Regions from separate parts of the Homo sapiens genome. Here region 1 is linked to region 2. Evidence: chromatin contacts called from ENCODE Hi-C data. All regions are on one chromosome and are shown on one strand. The core of a region is the stretch at or near the end of the contact, and the rest is flanking DNA. Distances in the headings are between cores, read along the strand shown. Region 1 overlaps ZBTB38 (zinc finger and BTB domain containing 38). Region 2 overlaps BFSP2 (beaded filament structural protein 2).

Region 1 (4,548 bases), core at 1,742-4,241, 7.9 Mb after region 2:
CATGCAAGTCTCCATTATCTCAAGGTTATCCCTGTTCAGGATCACTACTCTCCTGATTCTTGGCCTCCTAGTCCAAACTCATGGCTCCAGGGTCATGATGAGTAAGAGTTCTGGAAAAGTCTACAACCTCCCTTGAACCAGAGGTACCTTGAATCAGATGGAGGGTGACTTTCCAAGAATGCCTGGGCCGGTTCAAGTCTTCACTATAATGTTTGCCTTATGTAAAACCCATCACCTTGTTGTCCTGCACAACTTTCTTGAGTGAAGCACCTCTGATACTCAGATGACATTCTAATTGCTCACGAGACCTGGACCCCTGGGCCAGGAAAGCCCATGTGGTGGTGACAGCAGTGCTTCCAAATCTCACCCACAGGAGACAAAAATAGGAGTTCCATGGCATCCAGACAAGGTGTCCACATGCTGCTGGAGAGTCTTGGGTGGTCACAGAGTACAAAGTTCAAGGGCAAAGATTGTTCAGTGGGTCCCAAGATTTGACAAGTGCTACTGGTGGTCCCACCCTTGCCTCTCTACATTGATTCCATGTCCCACTTCCTCTCACACTATGCTGATAACGATCTAACCTGAGAAATTAAAAGTATTCACACAGCCTCTGGCCAAAGCTACAGGAAGACCCTGGCCCAGGCAAACTCTGTTCCTGCCCCACAGCTGTCATTTCACCTGCCCTACCCCATGGGAGCATGTACCACTGGTATCAAGTCTTCCTGCTGGGCCAAGAGGCACTGCCTCAAAGAGGCCCAGCATCCCCAGATAGCAATGTCCCACCACTGCAGTCAGGAGCAACTGGGCAAACCCAAAGACTCAGCCCCCCCATCCAGAAAGACCATCCCATTTTCCATCGCCTAAGTGCCAGACAGCCCAAACTGCTGTGTAGACAGCTACCAGGAAAACTGGAGCAATGAGAGACATCTGAGGTCACCCCAGCTAAGCTCAGAAGGCCACAGAGCTTAACTGCCTTCTTGACTGTGGCCCATCAAAAGGAGCCCGACACATCTAGTAGATGGCTTAAATAAAAAATACTGAGGTTACCAAATGCTGGCAAACATGTGGGGACACTGGATCTCTCCTACATTGCCTGTAGGAATGTAAAATGGTACAGCCACTCTAGGAAACTGTTTGGCAGTTTCTTATAAAAGTTAAACATATACTTACCACGTGATCCAGCAATCCTACTCATGGGTATTTACACAAGAGAAATGAAAACTTATGTTCACGCAATAAACTTTACATGAACATTTATAGCAGCTTTATTTGTAATACCTAAAAACTGGAAAATAGCCAAATGTTTTTCAGCAAGTTAGTGGGTAACACACTGGTACATCCACACCTTGAAATACTATTCAGCAATAAAAAGGCATGTGCTCTTTACATACAATTCAAATGGATCACAAGGGCATTATGCTGAAAGCCAATCTCAAAGAGTTATATGCTACATGATTCCATTTAGAGAACGTTCTTGGACTGACAAAATCACAGTGATAGGCCATGCACGGTGGCTCATGCTTGTAATCCCAGCACTTTGGGAGGCTGAGGCAGGAGTGCCCAGGAGTTCGAGACCAGCCAGGGTAACACAGGGAGACCCGCATCTCTACAAAAATTTACAAAACTAGCGGGATATGTGGGCGTGCACCTGTGGTCTCAGCTACTTGAGAGGCTGAGATGGGAAGACTGCTTGAGCCCAGGAGTTTGAGGCTGCAGTAAGCCATGATTTTGCCATTGCACCCCCAGCCTGGGTGACAGAGCGAGACCCTGTCTCAACAAGCAAAAAAAAAAAAAAATTACAGTGATAGAGAACAGATCAGTGGTTGTCAGGATGGGTGTGATTATCAGAGGAGGAGCACAGGGAACTGTGGTGGTGACTATTCTCTATTCTGATGGTGATGGTCATCACTCCAGCCTGCACATGTGATACGTTGCATAGAACTGTAGACATACAGGTACACACACACACACACAGAGTGCATGTAAAAACTGGTAAAATCACATAAGACTGTATCTGCGTTTATTTGAACTATACCAGCATCTGTTTCTTGGTTTAGCCCAAGTACTACAGCGATGTAAGACAACACTGGGGGAAGGTGGAGAAAGTAGACACTGTATAACTTCTTGTACGTCTTATGCTATTTCACAAAAAAGGTATTAAAACTTTTTAAAAGTTGTTAAAACTATGTTTAAAACAGGGTTCTCCCACCTTGAGGAGGGGGATTTATCCCCTGGCTTCCCCTTTATGAGCAACTCCTACTATTTATTTTGCCGCCTTCTAACTTGTGGTTTGAAGTCTACAATGTCCTGCTGGCTTTGGCCGCACCCTCTGCTTCTCAGAGACTGACAGCCCATCTCGGATGGAATCAAAGCTCAAGTATGCCAGCAATGAATGTGAATGTGCCCCATTTACCCCTCCCTGAGACCATAACTTCAAAGCTAGGTAGATTCAGATCTAAGAAATGGTCTCATGGTGAAAATCAAGGACAAATCATCCTTCTCGCCCCTGTGCAGTAATTTCTTTTCTGGAATGGCTCTTTGCTCTGCTCTTCATACAGATTACACTCTTCACCTTCACCAAATGGGCCCTCCTTTAATGGAAGGAGATTAACCCTTCTTTGCCCCCTTTCAATCTCATTCAGCTGAGGGCTTTCTTTTAACAGCGCTGCTGTCTCTGGGCCTTGTGCCACAGCTGAATGCTACAGAGTGAGATGGCTGCCTTCTCTTTGAAGCATTTACGTCCCTGTCAAATACCTTTTTGCCAGACTTGGCCCTGGAAAGACAGTTTTGAAATTAAATTTATTGTGAGCTGCCTGGGTTGGCAGTATGGAATTGCACAAGGCCATGGGCATTTAGGTCAAGAGGGACTTGCTGCACTCACCACCTTGGGAGCCCTATCTTAATGAAACTCGAGCTGTATTTACTCCCAGGTTCTGCAGAGGAGTCCCCAGCATCACCTAAGATGGAGGCTGAGCATATGGGCTGAAGTCTATGCGGCATCCTGTCCGGATGTGACAATACACTCACAATCCACTGCTACCCCAGGACTGGCCTCAGCCTCCAGCTTCCAACTGTGCCTTAGTTATTAGAGGGACTCAACTCAAGAGACCATGATGAGAGGGACAGCGGTGCTCATTTCTCGGGCCTGGCTGTGAGTTGGCAACCAGGATCGTGTGCTAGAAAGGTGACAATTTTAATCGCTGACTTTCCGTAGTCGTTGGTGAATCTCGTAGTTTTGCACCTTTTAGTTTCAAAACCATACTGAACAACGGAAAATGAAACCTGCAGCTTATTTTTAGCCGTTCATGCTAAATCATGAGATTTTTCTTTGCAAACCAAAGAGGATAAAGGCTACTTCAGCAGGCTAAACTTAGTCAATTGACTTAATATAGCAATCAAGTCTGGTTCTCTGACAAGTCTCAAGTGACATTGAGAAGTTTCAGGTGATATTTTGGCCAACATTGACTATTTTGCTTAAAATTATATTTAGTTGAGTTTTGTTTTTAGTTAAACAAATGTAGTATGATATTTTCATCTGAGAGGAATTGGAAAACATATTATAAACCCTCCATTCTGTCATTTAGTCATTAATTCAATTAACCTATAACTATTTTTAAGTATCTGACAGCTTAGAATTTTTTTTAATTGAGTCAGTGTGTTGAATTACAAAGAGCAGAATGCTAGAAATTAAGGAATATGGCTTCTATGCTCATTGATGAGGCATTTATGTAAATATGACACTTACTCTCTTTGAACCTAATTTTCTTCTCCCTCAAAGAAATGGTTTAGATGGCATTTTCTAAAGCGTCTTCCTTGTCCTTTAATTCTGTGAAACACGCTCTGCCACTGAGGGCCTGAGGAAATGTTGAGGTATTCTTTGGGGGCTGTGGCAGTGTTGTCAGGCCACTCTTATTTCTGTCTCCTCTTTCCCTGTTCTAGGAGAGACAGGTTTACACAAAGCACTGTGGTCTGCTTGCCAGACAACTTGTGGCTCCCCTTGGTAAACAAGTGATTAAGTGCTTGAAAGATTTTCATAGAGATTTTCAGCCCCCAAGCCCATTCCTTAACTCCTGAAGCAAGTACTTTAACTTTAGGAAGTGGCTTCATGATACAAAGCTGAGGATCCCACTGGTAGTGGTAGAGAAAGGACTCCGGAGTTTGATGTTGGTGAGTCCAAAACATCCTCAGTGAGCCTCTCCATGGTGTTAGGAAATGCTCTAGTGCCCTGGAAGATACAAAGATCTTGCAGGAAGCAAGCCAGAGACGTGGGCTTAGGTAGATAATTCAATACAACCAAAATGCATTGTGTTTTTTTCTTTAGTCGAAAGGAGTTAAAGACTCACTGAGGTTTGTTAAGCTTCTCTGACTGAGAAGAGGTGCATTGTTGTGGCCCTTTCTGAGCTGCAATGTCATGTATCTGAGAGAAGAGAAAGCAAGTAAATTTATTCCCAGGTTTAAGTCTTGAAATATTTGTTGCCCAGGGTGTGAAGAAAGATATAAAGAGAAGATTATGCTCTCACATGAGGTGGATTTTTATGGATCTGTAAG
Region 2 (4,441 bases), core at 1,302-3,801:
CATTCATTCTAAGGACAGTGATCTGGGAAAGAAAGCTGGAGGAGATGGTGTTCCAGCCAAATGATGGATGGGGTTTCAGCAGCAGAGGGAGAAGGGGTCCCCCGGGGAGTGAAGAAATCAGAAGAAAAAGCCCCGGAGAACAAGATTTCTTTGAAGAAACGCCTGCAAGCTGCCTCTCATTTGTCTCTCTCAATCCCTATCCCTCTTGCCCCGCTCCTCTCTCTCCTCACACCCCCTTTCTTTTCTCCCTCCCTCTCTCCTTCTCTTTTTCGCCTCCCTCACCCTCTCTCCCATCAAAAAGATCAATCAGACTAATCCACAGTCTGACCTGAGTGGGATTCCTTATTTTTCCCACGGAGCCACTAAGAATAACCCCCATCAGTCTCCATAACTGGCAAGGTCCCTGCCACGAGGGGAATAGTCCAGGCTACCACCAGCCCCTGCCACTGCTCTGCACACCTCCCTCTTCAAGGGCCCGGCCTGTTGTCCTCGGGTTTGGACCGGGTTCGCTCTTTTGTAGAAACGAGGCCTGGAGAACACCTTGCACGATGCCAAGCACTGGCATGACATGGAGCTCCAGAACCTGGGCGCTGTGGTCGGCCGGCTGGAGGCGGAGCTCAGGGAAATCCGAGCGGAGGCGGAGCAGCAGCAACAGGAGCGCGCGCATCTGCTGGCCCGCAAGTGCCAGCTGCAGAAGGACGTGGCGTCCTACCACGCCCTGCTGGACAGGGAGGAGAGCGGGTAAGCCTCGCTTCCGCGTCAATTATCCAAGAGATGCATATTCATGGCTTTAAAAATAATTATTTTCCAAACACTGTAGAAGTATTTAAGAAGAAATCACCCCAGACTTCCTCTCACATAGGCACCCATTCCCACAGCCTAGCTGTGTCCTTCCTTTCCTATTCACATACAAATAATATATATAATATATTCACATACTAATACATTTTCTATATGTATGCATATTTATGTATGTATATATACACACATACATTCACATACATGTGTATACCTAGGACGTACATAATAGCTGTTAGGAATGTTTCAGTTGCTTGTAATAGAACCTAATTAATGAGGCTATAAACCAGTGCTCCTGAAACTAATGTGCACTCAAAACCCTGCGCATCTTTTTTTTTTTTTTGGATACAGGGTCTCGTCTCGGTATGTTGCCCAGGCTGGTCTCGACTCAAACCCCTGGGCTCAAGTGATCCTCTCACCTAAGCCTCCAGAATAGCTGGGGTTACAGGTGTGAGCCGTGACACCCCAGCTGGGCATCTTTTTTAAATGCAGATTCTGCTTCAGTACGTCTGGGGTGGGGTCTGAGAGTCTTCCTTTCTAACAAGCTCCCAAGTGATGACTATACTGCTGCTCCACAGACTACACTCTGAGTAGCAAAGATGTGTAAATCATTTATTTAAGAGTCCCAGAAACAGGTGATCTAGGCTGCTCAAAGATTTCATTAAGGACTCAAGCTCTTTTCATCTTTCTAACATACCATGACAACATTGGCTTTTTGTCTTTATCTTTGTCACCCCATGGTTACCATATGCCAGCCACAGATCCAAACATCACATCCTCATTCCTGGCCGGAAGTGGGAGAGAAGAGGCAGCAGCAAAAAAAAAAAAAAAAAAAAAGGCTTTTTCTTTTTTTTTATTGATCATTCTTGGGTGTTTCTCGCAGAGGGGGATTTGGCAGGGTCATAGGACAATAGTGGAGGGAAGGTCAGCAGATAAACAAGTGAACAAAGGTCTCTGGTTTTCCTAGGCAGAGGACCCTGCGGCCTTCCGCAGTGTTTGTGTCCCTGGGTACTTGAGATTAGGGAGTGGTGATGACTCTTAACGAGCATGCTGCCTTCAAGCATCTGTTTAACAAAGCACATCTTGCACCGCCCTTAATCCATTTAACCCTGAGTGGACACAGCACATGTTTCAGAGAGCACAGGGTTGGGGGTAAGGTCACAGGTCAACAGGATCCCAAGGCAGAAGAATTTTTCTTAGTACAGAACAAAATGAAAAGTCAAAAGGCTTTTTCTTGAATGATCCTCTCCTTTAATCAGTGAAGGAAAGACATTTTGAGGCTTGCAGTGGACTGTCCCTTATATCTCATTGGCCAGAACCTGCTTATACTGGCCATACCCATCTGCAAGGGAGGCTAAGAAAGCAACTCTTTAGCTTTTCCAGACTCCATAGTGGAGGCAGGCAAGGGGTTGGGACTAGGAGTTGAGTTAGTCTGCCATAATTACACACACACACTTGCACTCACTCTTTTTTTAATAGATAAGGATTCCAGAGGCATATACATCAGCCTTGGGCCTTAGCTTCCTTGCCAACTCTTTCCAGAAACCCAGGCCCTTATTTTGTATCATAGTTCTATGCCTTCTTATTTCCCTCCAAGACTCCTTGTCTGACATATGTTGAATAAGGAATAGAGACAGCTTAGTGATTGTATCATCCAACCCCTCCTGATTCAAGAGAGAACACAAAGACCCAGAATGGAAAAAGATTTGCGCATGATCACACAGGAGGCGGAGACAGCACTGGGATGGGAGCCCAGGTCTCCTGCTCTCTCCAACTGTGTAACCTCTCTTTATTCAGAAGGCGGGAGAGCCTCAAGGAAGCGACCTAACCACGCCCTGCTTTCAAATGGAAAATATGTCATCCAGCTCCTCTCCAACTGTCTTTTATTGAATTGATTTTTGTTGATTATAAAAGCCAGATGTTCCTAACAAAGTATTTTTTTTTCAGATGCCTATGAGCATCTGTATAAACACACAAAGTCAATTTAAACAAACAGCAAGAGCAGTGAGTTAGGCCGAGTTACTTCTTAAGAATCTATGTGCTACGTTCATTTAGTGAGTGCCAAGGCAGACCTGACTCTTGATTATTTTTGTTTATCCTCCAAACCCTGCCAAGACAACCTCATGATCCGTGTTTTAGAGACAGGAAACAAAGCCTCAGAGAGCTTAAGTCATGGCCCAAGGTCTCACAGCAAATAACCATGGAGTAATTATTTAAAACCCAAAACTATCTTGTTCCAAAGGCCAGATTCTTTCATGAGATGGCCCCCTTTCTCGTAATCCTATTGTGATAGAATGACCGATTTTCCTCACCCATTGCTTCTGACTCCTATGTGTTTCCTTTCAGCTGATGGAGAAACTTCCTCTTTTTCATGAAGAAAACACCCTTCCTCAACAGCTGACCCAAGAAGTTGCTTGAGGAGCTTTCTCCTGAGCTCCAGTCCCTGCTGGATTCCCTGGTTAATTCAGCTTGAGCTGAAAAGCTTCCTGGAAGTGGAGAGGATCCTTCTGCTTTAATCTGAGTAGTCTGTAGCTTGAGCAATCTCCCTTGTCCTCCTTCAAATAAATGCTTTGTGCGCAGCGTCCAGTTTGCCCACCTTGTTCAACTCACTATAGGGTCGAGATGGATATCACTTTGTCTGTCTGGCCTTTGCTCACAGAGCTATGCTTGAAGGCTTCTGGAAGGATTCCCTTGAGTGTGACGCCATCTGCCTCCCTAGGGTCACCTGCTCTTGGGTTTGTCAACATAAAAGTGCTGCGGAGGCAAAAGCAGTGCTCATGGCATGCAGGATTGACGCAGTCTGGGACAAAAAACAACACTCTTGCTCGAGAGGGGATTAGTGTGGTGCTTTATCACATGTTTCATAATTACAGGCATCGTGGAGTATTCAGACCTCTTTAATATACTCTGCATGCATATTCATGTGCAGACACACACATTTCACTTGCTATTGGCAGAGCATCTCTCAATCAGTTAAAAGGGAACTTCAATCTAAGCCCAATCTAAACCCATTCAATCTAAGTGGGGGATTAATTACACTGTGGTTGCTCACCCCACTTACAGCCTCAGAATTTTCTTCCAGGGTCCTTTCTCCAGTTCTCTCAGGGCCTAAGCCAGCCAAATATAGTTCATGCATCTGCCACCTACCCAGGCAAGACTCTCTTGCCTTCTGATTAAAATTGAAACCACCACCTGTGTCCTACCACAGGTTCTCAGTGTCTCTAAAACTGAAAGGAAAAAAAAAAAAAAAAAAAGCCCAACTTTAATTTTGTCATTCCTCCCTCAAACTTCTGTTGGTCTACCTATCACACAGAATTACAGACCAAAATATCCAAGCTGAGTCTTTGTGTTTGTGAGCTGCTAATCCAGACAGGGGGATGTATCCAACACTGGTACATTTGAAAACCCCCATACCCGAGGGTCCAAATAACCAAGGCCCACACAAAGAAAAGAACATTTATTTATCCTTAAGGATTGCTTATAAGAGAAGCAAGGTGGCCAGGCGCGGTGGCTCATGCCTGTAATCCCAGCACTTTGGGAGGCCAAGGTGGGCAGATCACAAGGTCAGGAGTTCGAGACCAGCCTGGCGAATATGGTGAAACCCCGTCTCTACTAAAAATACAGACGTTAGCCAGGCTTGGTG

Evidence for each region. Hi-C counts contacts between places; a loop is a spot of excess contacts on that map. Pooled maps may share reads with other maps.
Region 1: a loop to region 2 is called in a map with no recorded cell type, with 12 times the contacts of the local background. The contact joins two enhancer-like sites. A Hi-C loop is called at or near these places in 2 of 37 single-sample maps with no recorded cell type and 2 of 50 pooled maps.

Annotation. Positions count from the first base shown.
Region 1 is chr3:141,376,405-141,380,952 of GRCh38, forward strand. All of the region lies in intron 2 of ZBTB38 (zinc finger and BTB domain containing 38), which reads left to right. Among named protein-coding and RNA genes, the nearest start is that of ZBTB38, 10 kb to the left of the region's middle. RefSeq lists enhancers at 3,014-3,163, 3,194-3,283 and a silencer at 3,414-3,463. Within about 2 kb of position 2,992, at least 6 of the 41 ENCODE cell types and tissues checked have a DNase peak (open chromatin) inside an H3K27ac peak, as active enhancers do.
Region 2 is chr3:133,471,825-133,476,265 of GRCh38, forward strand. BFSP2 (beaded filament structural protein 2) reads left to right here. Exons shown (of 7, transcript NM_003571.4): 6 at 521-741; 7 at 3,145-3,384. The coding sequence ends at 3,148. All of the region lies in intron 1 of BFSP2-AS1 (BFSP2 antisense RNA 1), which reads right to left. Among named protein-coding and RNA genes, the nearest start is that of BFSP2-AS1, 17 kb to the right of the region's middle. RefSeq lists enhancers at 1,397-2,056, 3,640-3,709. Within about 2 kb of position 2,552, at least 12 of the 41 ENCODE cell types and tissues checked have a DNase peak (open chromatin) inside an H3K27ac peak, as active enhancers do.